Linked DNA regions of Homo sapiens: region 1 is linked to region 2. Evidence: chromatin contacts called from ENCODE Hi-C or POLR2A ChIA-PET data. All regions are on one chromosome and are shown on one strand. Each heading gives the region's core, a stretch centred on a gene start or an enhancer-like site at or near the end of the contact. The rest is flanking DNA. Distances are from core to core; before and after follow the strand shown. Region 1 overlaps KCNAB1 (potassium voltage-gated channel subfamily A regulatory beta subunit 1). Region 2 holds the start of LINC00886 (long intergenic non-protein coding RNA 886).

Region 1 (6,887 bases), core at 3,033-5,532, 280 kb after region 2:
ACTCCCAAGCAGAGGAATTAATAGATTAGGAGGGTCTTTTGGGGGGTTGGTTTAAATTTTCAGGGCGATAGAGGCTAACTTCTCGTTGGCCTTCATGAATTTTCAATATATCATCTTTTCGCTGACTTATCCCTGTTTGATTTCTGAGTTTGGATTAATAACTATGTTTTTTAACTTCAACATTCTCACAAACAATTTCTGCATAAAACTTCTTCTTTAAAGCTTAAAAAGAAAAAAAAATCTACCTAATGGAGCACTGAACTAGAACACAAAATACTTGGGTTCTAGGCCTGGTTCTGCCATCAACTAGCAGTGTGTGAGTTTGGGCAAGTTTTTTCATCATCTGTCCAGGCCTGCTTTGCTCGTTTGTCAAAGAGGGATGGCTTTGCAGATGGCTAAGTTTCCTTCAGGCTCTGACATCTGCCTCATGACTTTGGCACTCTTGTCATGAAGATGAAGTGACAGTTCTTTTAAAGTGGGAAGCCAGACACAGGGTTTCTAGTTTGCCTGAGATTTCCATATAGGGATGGCTGGTACCCAGGTTACCTTTTGGAATGATAGATTCTCTGCCAGGGAATTCTTTTTGGAAGAGAAAAGAAAATAATAAGAGTGCGTGGAATTTTTTCTTAAGGACATAACTAACTAACTAACTAACTGTGAAATACATTAGTATATTTACCATGACAGATTCGCATATAAAAAACTGGCTGTTCCCACAGCTAAGCCATAATATTTATATTTGGTTTTGATTTGCAAGTAAGTTTTTAAAAGTGAATTTGTGAAGCCTTAACCTTAGTGCGGAGTGTTCTAAAACCCAGTGAGAAATGGTATCTTCAGTAGTTAATCTCCATTGATTGATTGATGATAGAATATGTTTGGATTGCAATTTAAATCTCAGACTTTTGATCACTACTATTTCTGTTGAGTATTCAGTGCAGCTTAGCTGCCAATATAATTTTTATTTAGATGATTATTGCCTAATTTATGGCCACATATATTTTACATGTGTATGTTTTACATATATGGAAAATACACATAAGCCTTACAGTGAAAGATCAGATAAAATCTATTGTAAGATTGAATGCACAAAATGCTTTTATTACTCTAAGCAAATAAATCAATCAAATCACATTTCCCATTAGACAGCACCTCAGCTCCTCTATACATACAGCAGTTCGCTGGATTGAATACACAATGAACAACTGAAAATGATCAATTTCCATCATTCTGATAACACGGGCAAAAAATTCAAACTCTCTGTTAGAATACAGGTACTAGTAATCAAAAAGAAAATTTCTTGATATCTCCCACTAGCATTTTCAGATTTAGAATTTAACCATGAAGTACATATCTAGAACTAATGACAGAAAAATCGCATTTTAAAATAATATTACAGTTCTTCTGTAAACCTCAGAGTGATTTCTGTGTGGGGAACTTGCTGACCAGAAAATTAAATGAGAATTTTGTACATCCTCAGATAGCCAAATAGAGTTAAAGGGCCACTCCCACACCACCCCCTTCAAAAAAAAACAAAACATGTTTTCTCTCTTTTTACAGATATTGACACAGTATAGTCTCACAATTTTTCTCAAGTGGGATATTAATGAGGGTAAGTAGCCAATAGTGGCAGGGCTAGATACACCTCAGATTTCGAGTGCAACAAGGGTAAGCCCCATTAATCCATGCAAAGAACTTTCATGCATATAGTTTAGTGCATATAATATGATTATAGAACCAGAAGTTCTTTCTTTAACATTTTGCTTTTCACTAGGCAAGTCAATTTACCCAGCATATTCTGAATAGTGACATAGCATTTTTCACAAAGCCAGTGGTTGACTTTCATGTTAACAATGCCTCAAAAATACCAAACATTATATTATAAAATCCCAGTGCTAATTAAACAATGAACATTTGCCTTCCTGGGTATTTTACAGGTTTACTTAAAAAACTGAGCATGTGTATGTTTATTTGTAAAGCTCAAATATTTAAACTTGCAGAAGTTGTGCCTACAAGCAGTTGAAAGTATAAAGCAGGTTTTAATAAAATGTAGTAAAAAATGAACACCTAATTGCAGATACATTGCATTTTCTTTGAAGCTAAGTTTCCATAGCAGTGTAGCCCTCTCTTTCATAAATCAGCTGCATTGTCACTAAAGATTGGGTATTCATCCTTTTACTGTCTCTACTTGTAAGTGGACATAACATTAGAATCCTAATAGACATTCTGGATAAGTTGTACAAGGCCATTCTTGGGGCCAAGCAACAGTAAATATTTGAAAGGTAATAAAGCAAATACCTAGAAATTTTTGTTTTATTGAATAACAAATGGAACAAAACTTGTTAGTATGAATGTGAAAATAGAAAAAAAATATATAAAATTATTTCTGCTTATTCTTCCAAGCAAGACTTTTGAGTGAAGATACTGCTTTTTTTTTTTTGCAGTGAGATATATTTTTAATAACTATTTACTTAACAATAATCTATTTACTAAGAAAAATCTCTCAATTCCTTTCCTTCACTGAATTTAGTCTATCTACTCTGTTTCTTACGCAACTCACATTGCATCTGTGGATTTTGTTCTTTTGAAAAAATATATCTGTACAGCCTTCTTTGAGTTACCAAATGCCTGAAGGTAGTACCACACCCCCTGGCCCCCATATTCTTCCCATTGCATAAGCATGAGGTGTATACAGCAATGCAAGAATAGGTGACTCCAGTCCAAGATAAGAAAATAGAATGGATTTTCTTGGTTGTGAGTTTTCAGATGTGCACAGTGGTAGCGACAGCAGACACCTCAAAGAATCCAGGGAGGGACACTAGAGGTTGAGCAGCAAGCTGCTAAGTGATTCAAAAGACTGGTTAGTAACACCTTTCTGTACTGGGCACAGGCCGCTATTTTAACCATGCAGCTTCTGTGGTTCATGCATTGCCTTATGATCTATAGTCCTTCTTGCTGTAGGGCTTGTTGCGCAGTATGTTATCAATCTCATTTACCACATGTGATGTCATCTTTGGGAGAACCTGAGAGCAGGAGGAGAAGTACAAAGGATATTGTTAGCAGTGTTGATCATTCGGTTTTTTGTGCTCTATATTTAGCAAAGTAATCTAGAATCATATATCTTCATAAACCACAGCTGAAATCTAAGCCCCCCGCCCCCAACACCATCACATTGTAAGCTCCTTGAGGTCAGGGGCCTTGTTGATTGACTGCATAAATGAAGGCATAAAGGCATAAGTGAAGGCTCATAGAAATACAGAGCAGCTCTATCCAACAGAAATATAATGCAAGCCACATTTGTAATTTAAAATTTTCTATTAGATACCTTAAAAAGAACAGTGAAATTAATACATGTTTTTACTTCATTATATCCAAAACATTATTTCAACATGTAATCAATATAGAAAAGATACTTGACAGTTGTTTTTGGTACTAAGTCACATCTTGTGAACATGTTACACTTAAAGCACATCTCTGTTTGGACTCACCATCTTTCCCGCATACAATAGCCACATGTGGCTAGAACCATAGTAGTACACAGCACAGGTCTAGAGACTAAGGAGAGATTTATTCTGACTGGTGGTCTTATCCCTGGTGAAGGATGGCTGGGGTTTAACAGGCATCCCAGGTAGATGGAATAGCATGGAAAAGTGAACTGGAGTGATAGTATACAGTGATTGGTGTAGGTGTGGGGATGCTAAGAACAGGATACGGATGGTAAGAATGGGATAAGAGTGTGGAAAGCCTTGAATGCCATTTTATGGAGTCCCCACTTTAGGCAGTGGGGAACCTGTCAGGACTTCTGATCTAGGAGTAACCCTATCAGACACCTGGAGGTAGTTTGAAGGATGAGCTGGAGGAGGTGGAAAGGGGACACAGATATTAGATATGTATTACAATCCAAGCCAGGCAATAGGGCCTTAACTAGGGCAGTGGAGCAGAAAAGTGGACCTGAGAGACATTTTGGGGGAAGATGGTGGTTTCAAGACTGAGTAACTAGAAGTATATTGGTATTGATTATTGAGATTAGAAACCAAAGGAGAAGTAGTTTGGGGAATAAGAAGTTGGGAGAGAATAGGATGTGTTGAGTGTAAAGTGCCTGTGGAATATCCACCTAGGAGTGACTGAGCAGCTGCAAGTGCAGCTGTGGAGCTTAGTAGCTGCCGGAGGACTGGAGTTGAGGGTTTGTGAGTCATTTGCACCGACATGCTGACTGAAGCCCCGGGAAAGGATGAGCTCATCCAAGGCTAGCATTTACTGTGAGAAGTGGGCCAAGGGTACACATTACACCATAAGACAAGGGACAAAGGCAGACTTTCTCACTGGAAAAGTCTGACCCTGTGTGGAGACTGTGGTGAAATACAATTCTGACGACCAATTCTGAGGTTTCAACCTCATTCTTCCTTTGTTGCAATCCTGCTGGCCAAGGTGACCTTGTCTCCAGTCAAGTGCTATCCTCAGAAGCCTTAGGGTTTGGCAAAATAGAGCTGCCAGCCTGGGAAACTTCATTCTGGTTAATGTTTTACTGTCTGAAGCTGAAGGAAGAATTTGGTTTCCCACTAGCTCTGGAATTTCAGTGTCCAAACAGCTAATGTGTTATTTAAAATGAGATTGTAACAATGAGACCAAAAACCTAGAAACTGGATTTGTTGGATTTTTTTTTTTGTCTAAAATACAGCGGGTTAGCCACGTGAGGAGAAGAATCCTTCATTCATTACACCAAAGCAAATCTCTATAGGAAAGAGATTTAAACATTAAAAAAATGAAACCATAAAAGTACTCGAATAAAACAAGACATAGTATCACAAGACCAGAATTTTCAAGAGAAGCCCCACTTTGAAACATTGTAAACTACTACAGATTTTACAAACACCCCACAGGCTACTAGTTTTGCAAACTTGATGTTACACTGCCTGGGATAGGTGGTGGGTTGGGGGAGGTCTGGCTAATGTTGCTGGGGCTGGCTGGGCATTAGTAAAGTCCTCCCAGGATTGGGTTCCTATTGATCTGGAACTTGGGGATGGAGTAGGATTTTGCTAGGCTGGGATAGTGGTCAGTTTGTAGGCAGAGGGCCACTGTTATCGCCGAAGCTCTGAGTGGTTGAGAGCGGCTCAAGATTCAGATTCCAGGAAGGTGTGGTGGGGAGTGATGAGGCCCGACTGCTGTGGAGCCTGGCCTTCTCTGATGGGTGATGGGAAGCCTCAGAAGGGTTTTAAGGCATGTGGGGAGGAGGGGGAGAGGCGGTTCTCCCACCTTTTAGGTGGGAGTGGGGAGGATGGAACCTGTGCAGGTGAAGGTGGGCTGCCTGCAGCTGTGGTTTCTCCTCCTGTCTCTCCCATCTGTCAGGCTCTGATTTATATACGCCCCTTCGTTCCTGCACATCTTAGGCACGTGGCATCCCTTGAAGCAGCTGCCTTCCCAGCCTACTAGAAATATTTTCTTACAACTGCTGGTGCTCCGTATTTTCCATCCTTTTGCAGCCAGTGCCACCACTGCTGGGCACCCCTAGTCACCCAGTCTGCTTTTCACCATGTTGTGGGGCCCAATCACAACTCGTCTTGGGTGGACTTTAGTGCTGGGTATGGGGGAGGTGAAGTAGAACAGGGGAGGATTGGTAAGCCCGCAATGGTAGCAGTCTTGCTGCATGGATAATGTCCCCTTTAGGATAGGCAAAGCCTCATCCTGCTGCCAGCCAAAGCCTTGCTAGGGAGGAAATGTTTTGGGAAGAAAAATTACTCAAGAGTTTTCCTCTGAAATGTGTCCCCTTCCCTGTCAGCTGCCTTGCCTATTTCCACAGCTTTTAAAACTCAGCCCTAGACTTGCCTCATATGCCATCCCTAGGCACTATGACTGCCCCCAGGAATGGCAGTGATCTCCCTGTATTAGCATGATAAAAATCCTCAATTCCTCCCTCTTCTGCCAAGCCATGGTGTCTCTCTTTCCCAAACCTGCAGAATCCATCCATTTCTCTCCCCCTCCATGGCCACTACCCTCATTCAAGCCACCATCGCCTCCTGCCTGGATGACTGCCCTTGCCCTTCATTCTACTTTATGCATGGCAGCCAGAGTGACCTTCAGACATTCAAATAGGAGCATGTCCCTCCTCTTAAAACCCTCCACAAGGACTTGTTACATGTAGCATGAACTCTAACCCCATGGTGTCCTGCGAGACCTGGCCCTGCCTGTCTCTCCACGTCAGTGCATCTGCTGTCCCTGTGCTCAACTACGTGTTGACCACATTGGCCTTAGCTGGCAGTTCCTGGGAAAAGTCAAGGTCTTTCCCATCTCAGGGCCTTTCCACTGCTCTTCCCTGTCCCTGGAATGCACTTTCCTGGACTCTTCACATGCTGTGTGAAGACTTGTGAATGGTTGTCAAAGAATGTAAAAAATGAAGGCACATGAAGCCCTCGGAATAAACATATTCCAGAGGGGCTTTTTGCAAAAACATTTAATGTAGGCTCACCCATTTCTCAGTCTCAGTAAAATAAACATTTATTTACTTAATAGCCCTTTTCATAACCTGAAATCATTTTGCTATTTATCTGTCTCTCCTACTGGCACGTAAAACATCCCTTGAAGGTTAGACAGTGTTTTTCTTCTTTCCTGTGTTATCTCCAGTACCTGGTATACAATAGGCTCTCAAAGATCTGTTGAATGAATTAAGGGATAGATATTTTAATTCACTGTTTCTCAGCCAGCACATGAGCTCTTTGAAGGCCAGGTCCTGTTCTTACTCATCTCAGTCCTCCCACTGCCTAGCACGATGCCAGGCATAGAATAAGTGCTCCATAAATATTAGTGAAACTGAAATCATTGGATTGAATTTCAGTTCTTTTTTGTACAAACTGTTCTGTCCCCTCATCACTGTGTACCCTTATCTTTTCCCAGAG
Region 2 (6,357 bases), core at 312-2,811:
GGCTCAGCCCTTAGAATCTACCACTTAATGAAAGTTGGTTCCATTTTCTTTTATTGTTGGCAGTCTCTGCACATGGCAGAGCAGTGGTGGCTGACGGTCCAATTTTGTCACCAAAAGGAACTGGGGAGAAGGCATCTATGCCCACCCTCCTGTTAGAAAATTGCCAGGAAATGACTTTCTTTGGCACAACTTGGATGATATGCAATCTCTTTAACCAAATTACTAAGGCCAGGAGGAGTCAAGTGCTGTTTGTCATTGGCTTACCTTGAGTCAGGTATATGCCTCTCGACCAAGTGTGGGGACCAAGTAGGCAAGGCCACACACAATGACACCTCCCTTTCTAACTACATTCTAGAAGAGTAAAGGCAGAAGCACAATCCAGGCAGGAAGGGTAGGCAGTTCTGTCCCAGAAGAAATTAAGCGTGCTGGGCAGACCAGGAAAAAAAAAAAAAATCCCACGTGAGAATCAGTCAGCTGGTAGAACATTTTAAAATTAAACAGTGAATCTTGCTGCCTTTTCCCACATATGGTAAGCTGAGATGAGAATATGTATTTTTGAGAAAGCTTCCTAGGAGTTTATTGTGTCTATTCTAACCCTAGAGAATCCCCCCTTTCCTATAATGTTACATGTATCACAAAAACAAATGTGTGTGTAACTAGGCACTATAGGCCTAAGAGTCATAATAGGGAAATAAGAGAGCATAGATTCACCAAATCAAAGTTTAAGTACATAGAAAATAAACTAATGTGGAATTTCCCAAGCTTTCAGTTGACTGGGGTGCTCTTGTGTTAAAAACTATCGTGGTAACATTTTTTGTTTTGTCCTCTAAACTTGATTTATCTGCAAATCTACAAACATTTTAATTATGTAAATAGATATCTGTGCGGGCAAAACACTTTTTGCTCACATGATCTTGAGAAGGAACTTAGATTCTGGTGTCTTAAAACGTGGCACCTTTTTTATGTCCTTGGGGCTTTTGAGTCACCATATAAATGAGGTCTCTCATGTTCGTATGCCAGGGAGATCAACCACCTCTGATTTTAAAATAAAACACTGCAAAGAAAGCTTCCGGGAGGAATGAGAGCATGCCCCAAATCACGACTCTGTAATTAGTCTTTGTGCAGAGCGGACAGAAATTTCGTCCCAAAGCCACCGTCCTTGCTCTGGTTCCTTTCTCTGTAAGCATGTCACACGAACCACACTCCTGCGCCATGCATCGCAATTTAAAGCTTTCCTTGTAAAGTTTCCCCAGCTTGATTGCTTATGGAAAGAGCAGCTCCGGTTCCCAATTCGTTTAATACATCCTGTCCGAGCGCGTTTTATTACCGAATGTTACCCACGTTGTGATAACAAGGGGACGCTGTGTCCTCCCCCGGTGAACTCACTCCCTGTCCCAGAAATATAGCGTGACTGCCCTCCCCGGCGGTGTTTTGAAAGTAGAAGCCGGGCGCCGCCCTCCAGCACCTGCACCTCCCGCCCGGCGACGGCCGCCTGAAGCACGAAGTGCGTGCGACCGCAGCCCGGCAGGTCACGCAACCCCAGGCCGCCGCGCCGCCTGCGTGCCTGCAGCCCGCCGGCCCCGCCCCCGCTGCCTGCTTCCGCCGCTTTAGTGCACGCTCGGGCTTCCTGGTGCGCCCGGAGCCTGCCTCGCGTGCCGACCCCGCCGCGTAATCCGGCGAGGCATCCCAGATTCCGCCCGGCTCCAGACGCCCTCCACCGACTTTAGTTCGAGCAGGTGACGCCCTCATTTTAACGCCGAAAAGTGTCAGTTCCCGATATACAACAAACACCTCAGGCTGCGAAACGTGGGATAAGGGGACAGCGGGCTGAGAGTCGACCTCGCCCCTGGGCCCCTCTCGGCCTCCTTGGCGCCTGCTCCCTGCCCGCTCCGTCGGGCGGCCCTGTGCGGGCGGAGAGAGCAGCAAGGCGGCCTCCCGCACTGCCTGGATTTCGAGGGCGGGGGCGGGCGCGGGGGCAGCCCGGCCAGGGCTAGGAGACCCGGGAAGGGGTCGCCAGCGAGTGGCCTTCGCGGAGCTGCCTCACCCCGCCTGCCTGGAGCCGGGAGCCCGGCGTGCACTGACGCCTGGGGCACGCTGGGGGCGACTTTCGTGGCCGGGCGGCTGACCCCGGCGACCCGGCGCAGTGTCCAGAAGTGCGCTGGGGGGTAATGAAGGGCAGCGCTCGCTGAGGCTGAAAGGAGCGAGGGCCGGCGCTGTGTAGGTTAGATTCTTTGTTGACGTCTGGGAGCCGTCTTTTGAAGAATGAGAACGGGGCCGTTATTGCAAGTAGGATGGGCTTCATCGTGGGCCTCGAAGGATCAGGGGTGGGCGCGCCGGCTGCCAGGGCCCCTCTCACGCCACGCCGCGTGCAGGCGAGGGGAAGCGCGTGTCGTGACGACCTGCGATGAGATCAGTTTGAGTAACCACAGCCGTCGGGGCTGAGAAATGCAGCCAGTCACGCAGCGCAGCGCAGCTCAGCGCTGGCTCTGGCCGGGTGGCCGCAGCCGCTCCGCGCTTCGCAGAGGGAGGTGGGGGTGGATCAGCCCCTTCCAGGTGGTCGCCGGTGGGGGCGTCAGAACTATTCTAAGAGGGTGGGGAGCCAGAGAAGAAAACCATACAAAATGCAACTTGCATGATTAGGAGGCTGAATTCTATGAGCAAATGGGTTTTCAAGAAGCACACTGAAAATAACCTCTGTAAATGGTTGTCTCTTACACTTTGCCCAGTAGATAACTGTTTAAAAACTACTCTAACACGGAATTCAAAGGTCATTCAAATGTGCCTTCAATTTGTTTATATTACTTAGTTTAACAGGCAGTACACACGGCTCACATATGCGTGCATGAAATTTAATTTATACAGTCAAGTCTGGAAGCATGGTTTGGCAAGAGGAATAATTGTGAATTCAGTTAAAGTCAGGGTACAAACAGCCAGATTACTTAAAAGGACAGATGAACTGAAAAAAAAATCAGTCCATGAGGAAGCTGTTACATTCATCTTTTCATGGTCTTGAACATCTTATACCAACTCAACAATAATACCCAGCGGAAACTTCTAATTAGACACAGAAAACGCAAGTATTAGCTGTGTGGGCAAGCATCAAAAAGCCTCATGTTAGAGACAGACACATGAATAACATCTATAACGTAACAGCGTATATCTTTTTTTTTTTTTTTTGAGACGGAGTCTTGCTCTGTCACCCAGCCTGGAGTGCAGTGGTGCGATCTCGGCTCACTGCAAGCTCCGCCTCCAGGGTTCATGCCATTCTCCTGCCTCAGTCTCCCCAGCAGCTGGAACTACAGGCGCACGCCGCCACGCCCGGCTTTTTTTTTTTTTTTTTTTTGTATTTTTACTAGAGACGGGGTTTCTCGATGGCCAGGATGGTCTCGATCTCCTGACCTCGTGATCCGCCCGCCTCCGCCTCCCAAAGTGCTGGGATTACAGGCGTGAGCCACTGCGCCTGGCCGTAAGAGCATATATCTTTAAAATTCTGTATTTCAGTCATTTCCTTAGTATACATTTGGCTCACTGATAGGTATGTTAGTTACTATAAAACAATTAGGATTAATCACCAGGTACAGAAAAATCTCTGTTGTGAATTTAAAATTTTTATCAGATTTTTTTTTTCTCTTGAGACAAGTCTGTTTGGTTGATCAGGCTGGAGTGCTGTGGGGTGGTCAGGGCTCATGGCGGCCTCTATCTCCCAGGCTCAGGCGATCCTCCCACCTCAGCCTTTCCAGTAGGTGGGACCAGAGGTGCGCCACCACGCCGCGCTAATTTTTTATTTTTTGTAGAGATAAGGGCTCCCTATGTTGCCTGGGCTGGTCTCAAACTCCTGGGCTCAAGCGATCCTCCCACCTGGGACTCCCAAAGTGCTGGGATTACAGGCATGAGCCACCATGCCCAGACCAGAATTATTTTATTTTACTTTATTTATTTATTTTACAAATCGTAATGTTCATATAATGTGAGTTCAGTAGGAAATAAGGAGTTGATCCTTAGTGCCTAGCAAACTGCATCAAATTAATATTATGAATGAAGAAAGGAATGAATTAATGTATAGGCAGTACTCTAATGGTTAGACCTGTGAACTGAAGTGTCATGAGGGAGTAGTGCCAGCCCTGCCACTGACTCATGTGTGATCTTGGTATGGTAGAAATAATGCTTACAACATACCTACCTTGGCAGAGGTATGAAGGGAGCTATTCCTTACTTACTGCAGGTGCTTCGAGATCCTTGGAGGAGGATGATATGTTCAACTATTATAAAATAATACACCACTGTTAGGACAACCCACATGTAAAATTACAAAAGTATAGATTTTAAATACAGTAGTGCCACCAATTTTTTTCATTTGTATGTAGTCCATCAAGTACTGAAATACAGTGTAGGAGGCTGCACACCTTTATATAAAATATTTGGCTTATAGAATATTTGTCATTGGACCAATATTTCATGATGTGCAATGGAAGTTTAATCAGTACTACTATACTTAACTAATAATATGCATATTTAATTAATAATGATATAATAGTGTTTAGTAATATGTATAATACTATAATAATAGTATTAATATACTATTATATACTTAAATACTATTACAGTAGTATTTGTGGTGATGGTATTTTCTGAGTGCGGAGACCTCTGGTGTATGAAGTGCGTAGGAGAAAACAAACTTTTGGTGACTTTTCTAAACTTGATGCGTGGAATCTTGAAGATAAGGGACCTTCTTGGTATAATTGTCTATTCCCGAGTGAATGAAAGTCTAGCGATATAATCAATATATTAAGAGCTCCACTGTGTATCGGACATTGGTCTAGGCATTGGAGATAGAACAGATAACAGACAAAACTGATTACTTAATGTTTAAATGTTTTTGGTCTCTATTTAATGCACATTACTTTAGGAATAGTAATGCACTGTGCACATCTTTGCGTAAACCCTTTCCTGTTCTAAGCTCTTGGTAGAGGGTCCTTAAGAGGGTTTGGAAAAGTAATGACAGAGGGGCTTTCTGGAAAGGGAGTTGAAGGCAGAACAGTGGTAGGCAGTTTTAACTGGAATCAGAAGGCAGATACCAGTCCTTCATCAAAGTCTCCTGTTAAGAAAATCATAAGACAAAAGCATACAATACTTTGCTTCCCATCATTCTCCCCACTAAAGTTGGCCTCATGTTTCTTAATTCTCTCTGCCATCATATTAAGTCTATGTGTATAAGTTTTACCAGAGTCATAGGCACTCGTGCAGTTTGCTGACTGCATGGTGGTGCCTGGTGGAGGAGGTAGGTAGGCATAAAACTCCAGACCTAGCTTCATCTGCCAACACAGGTGTTTTGCATCCTCCCGAGATAGGGGCATCTTGAATAAAAGCACCATGGGGCCACAGTAGCTCTCTTTTTCTTCAGAGTTCTCAGGCATCTAACCCCTACCTGCCCTTTGGCATGTATTTTCTTGTTGTATTTAATAGCATTGCTCTGCTATGAGTTGCAAGACAGGGAACATTGGGGGATGAGGAGAAGCCAAGGCTGAAGAAGTGAACCAAGCCCTATCAGCTTCCAAGATGTCTAATATCTAGATAAATGAAGACTAGCTAAGGCATAATGATACTGTGTGAAATGTTTTGCAGCAAAAAGAAAGCAAAGCAATGATAGACAACAACCTGTCTTTTCAATTTTAGCAAACAGGAAGAATTGTCAGCTCACAACTGATTGCCTCAGTCTTGCATTGCAACTGGAGAACATGATACAGTCAGACAGCGTGGCTCAACCTTTTGGCCGAGCTCATTTGTAGGATTTGATATCAGATGATTCGATATAGGATATATGTCCTGCTGAACCCTGGGGATGACCTTGAGATTAAAGTGTTTTCCCTTCCCTGTTGCTAACTTCTCTGTGGTCTGTTGACATTACGTCATGTTGCAAACAATGAGTGGTAGAGACTGGAGACTGCTGTGTCAGGGTGTAGTGACCTGATTAGTCCAAACTCCTGCAGGGGAGACGTGCAAATAGATGAGCCCCAACAGGACCTGAAGAACCATGTGGTTTTGAAATTCTGGGTGGATGGGCCACACCCTGCATACACCTTAAATCTCCTGGCACTTTGAAGGTACAATTATTGCTCAACAACTCCAGGTTAATTAGATCTTTGTATGATGTGATTATCATAAATGTAACCTTTTAAATGTAACTTTTAAAAATGTACAAATGTGTGCATAATATAAATGATAAAACAAACTTGCAGTTAATATCTTATAAGGGCATAAAAATGATCCAACTGGATTAACACCTTTTAAAATATAGTTTATTCCTAGCAATAGTTAAACAGTTCATTTTGTAGCTTAACATAAAGGCCTAAAGAAAAT

The links. Hi-C counts contacts between places; a loop is a spot of excess contacts on that map. ChIA-PET counts read pairs that join two places held with the same protein, here RNA polymerase II (POLR2A). Pooled maps may share reads with other maps.
Region 1: a loop to region 2 is called in a map of PC-9, with 5 times the contacts of the local background. The contact joins the enhancer-like site here to the promoter of LINC00886 in region 2. A Hi-C loop is called at or near these places in 17 of 168 maps with a recorded cell type or tissue (A673, Caco-2, Calu3 and 10 more), 2 of 37 single-sample maps with no recorded cell type and 17 of 50 pooled maps. POLR2A ChIA-PET finds 5 or more read pairs at or near these places in 3 of 52 experiments (CD4-positive, alpha-beta T cell, activated B cell and activated naive CD4-positive, alpha-beta T cell).

The regions. Positions count from the first base shown.
Region 1 is chr3:156,532,791-156,539,677 of GRCh38, reverse strand. It overlaps KCNAB1 (potassium voltage-gated channel subfamily A regulatory beta subunit 1), which reads right to left. Exons shown (of 14, transcript NM_172160.3): 14 at 1,073-3,020. The coding sequence ends at 2,931. It overlaps SSR3 (signal sequence receptor subunit 3), which reads left to right. Exons shown (of 5, transcript NM_007107.5): 5 at 1-125. Among named protein-coding and RNA genes, the nearest start is that of SSR3, 19 kb to the left of the region's middle. RefSeq lists an enhancer at 5,441-5,940. Within about 2 kb of position 4,282, at least 21 of the 41 ENCODE cell types and tissues checked have a DNase peak (open chromatin) inside an H3K27ac peak, as active enhancers do; they include PC-9, heart left ventricle, heart right ventricle and 1 more, where a contact is called at or near this core.
Region 2 is chr3:156,812,266-156,818,622 of GRCh38, reverse strand. LINC00886 (long intergenic non-protein coding RNA 886) reads left to right here and starts at 1,561. Exons shown (of 3, transcript NR_038387.1): 1 at 1,561-1,736. RefSeq lists enhancers at 464-1,663, 5,789-6,083 and silencers at 1,548-1,757, 1,778-2,107.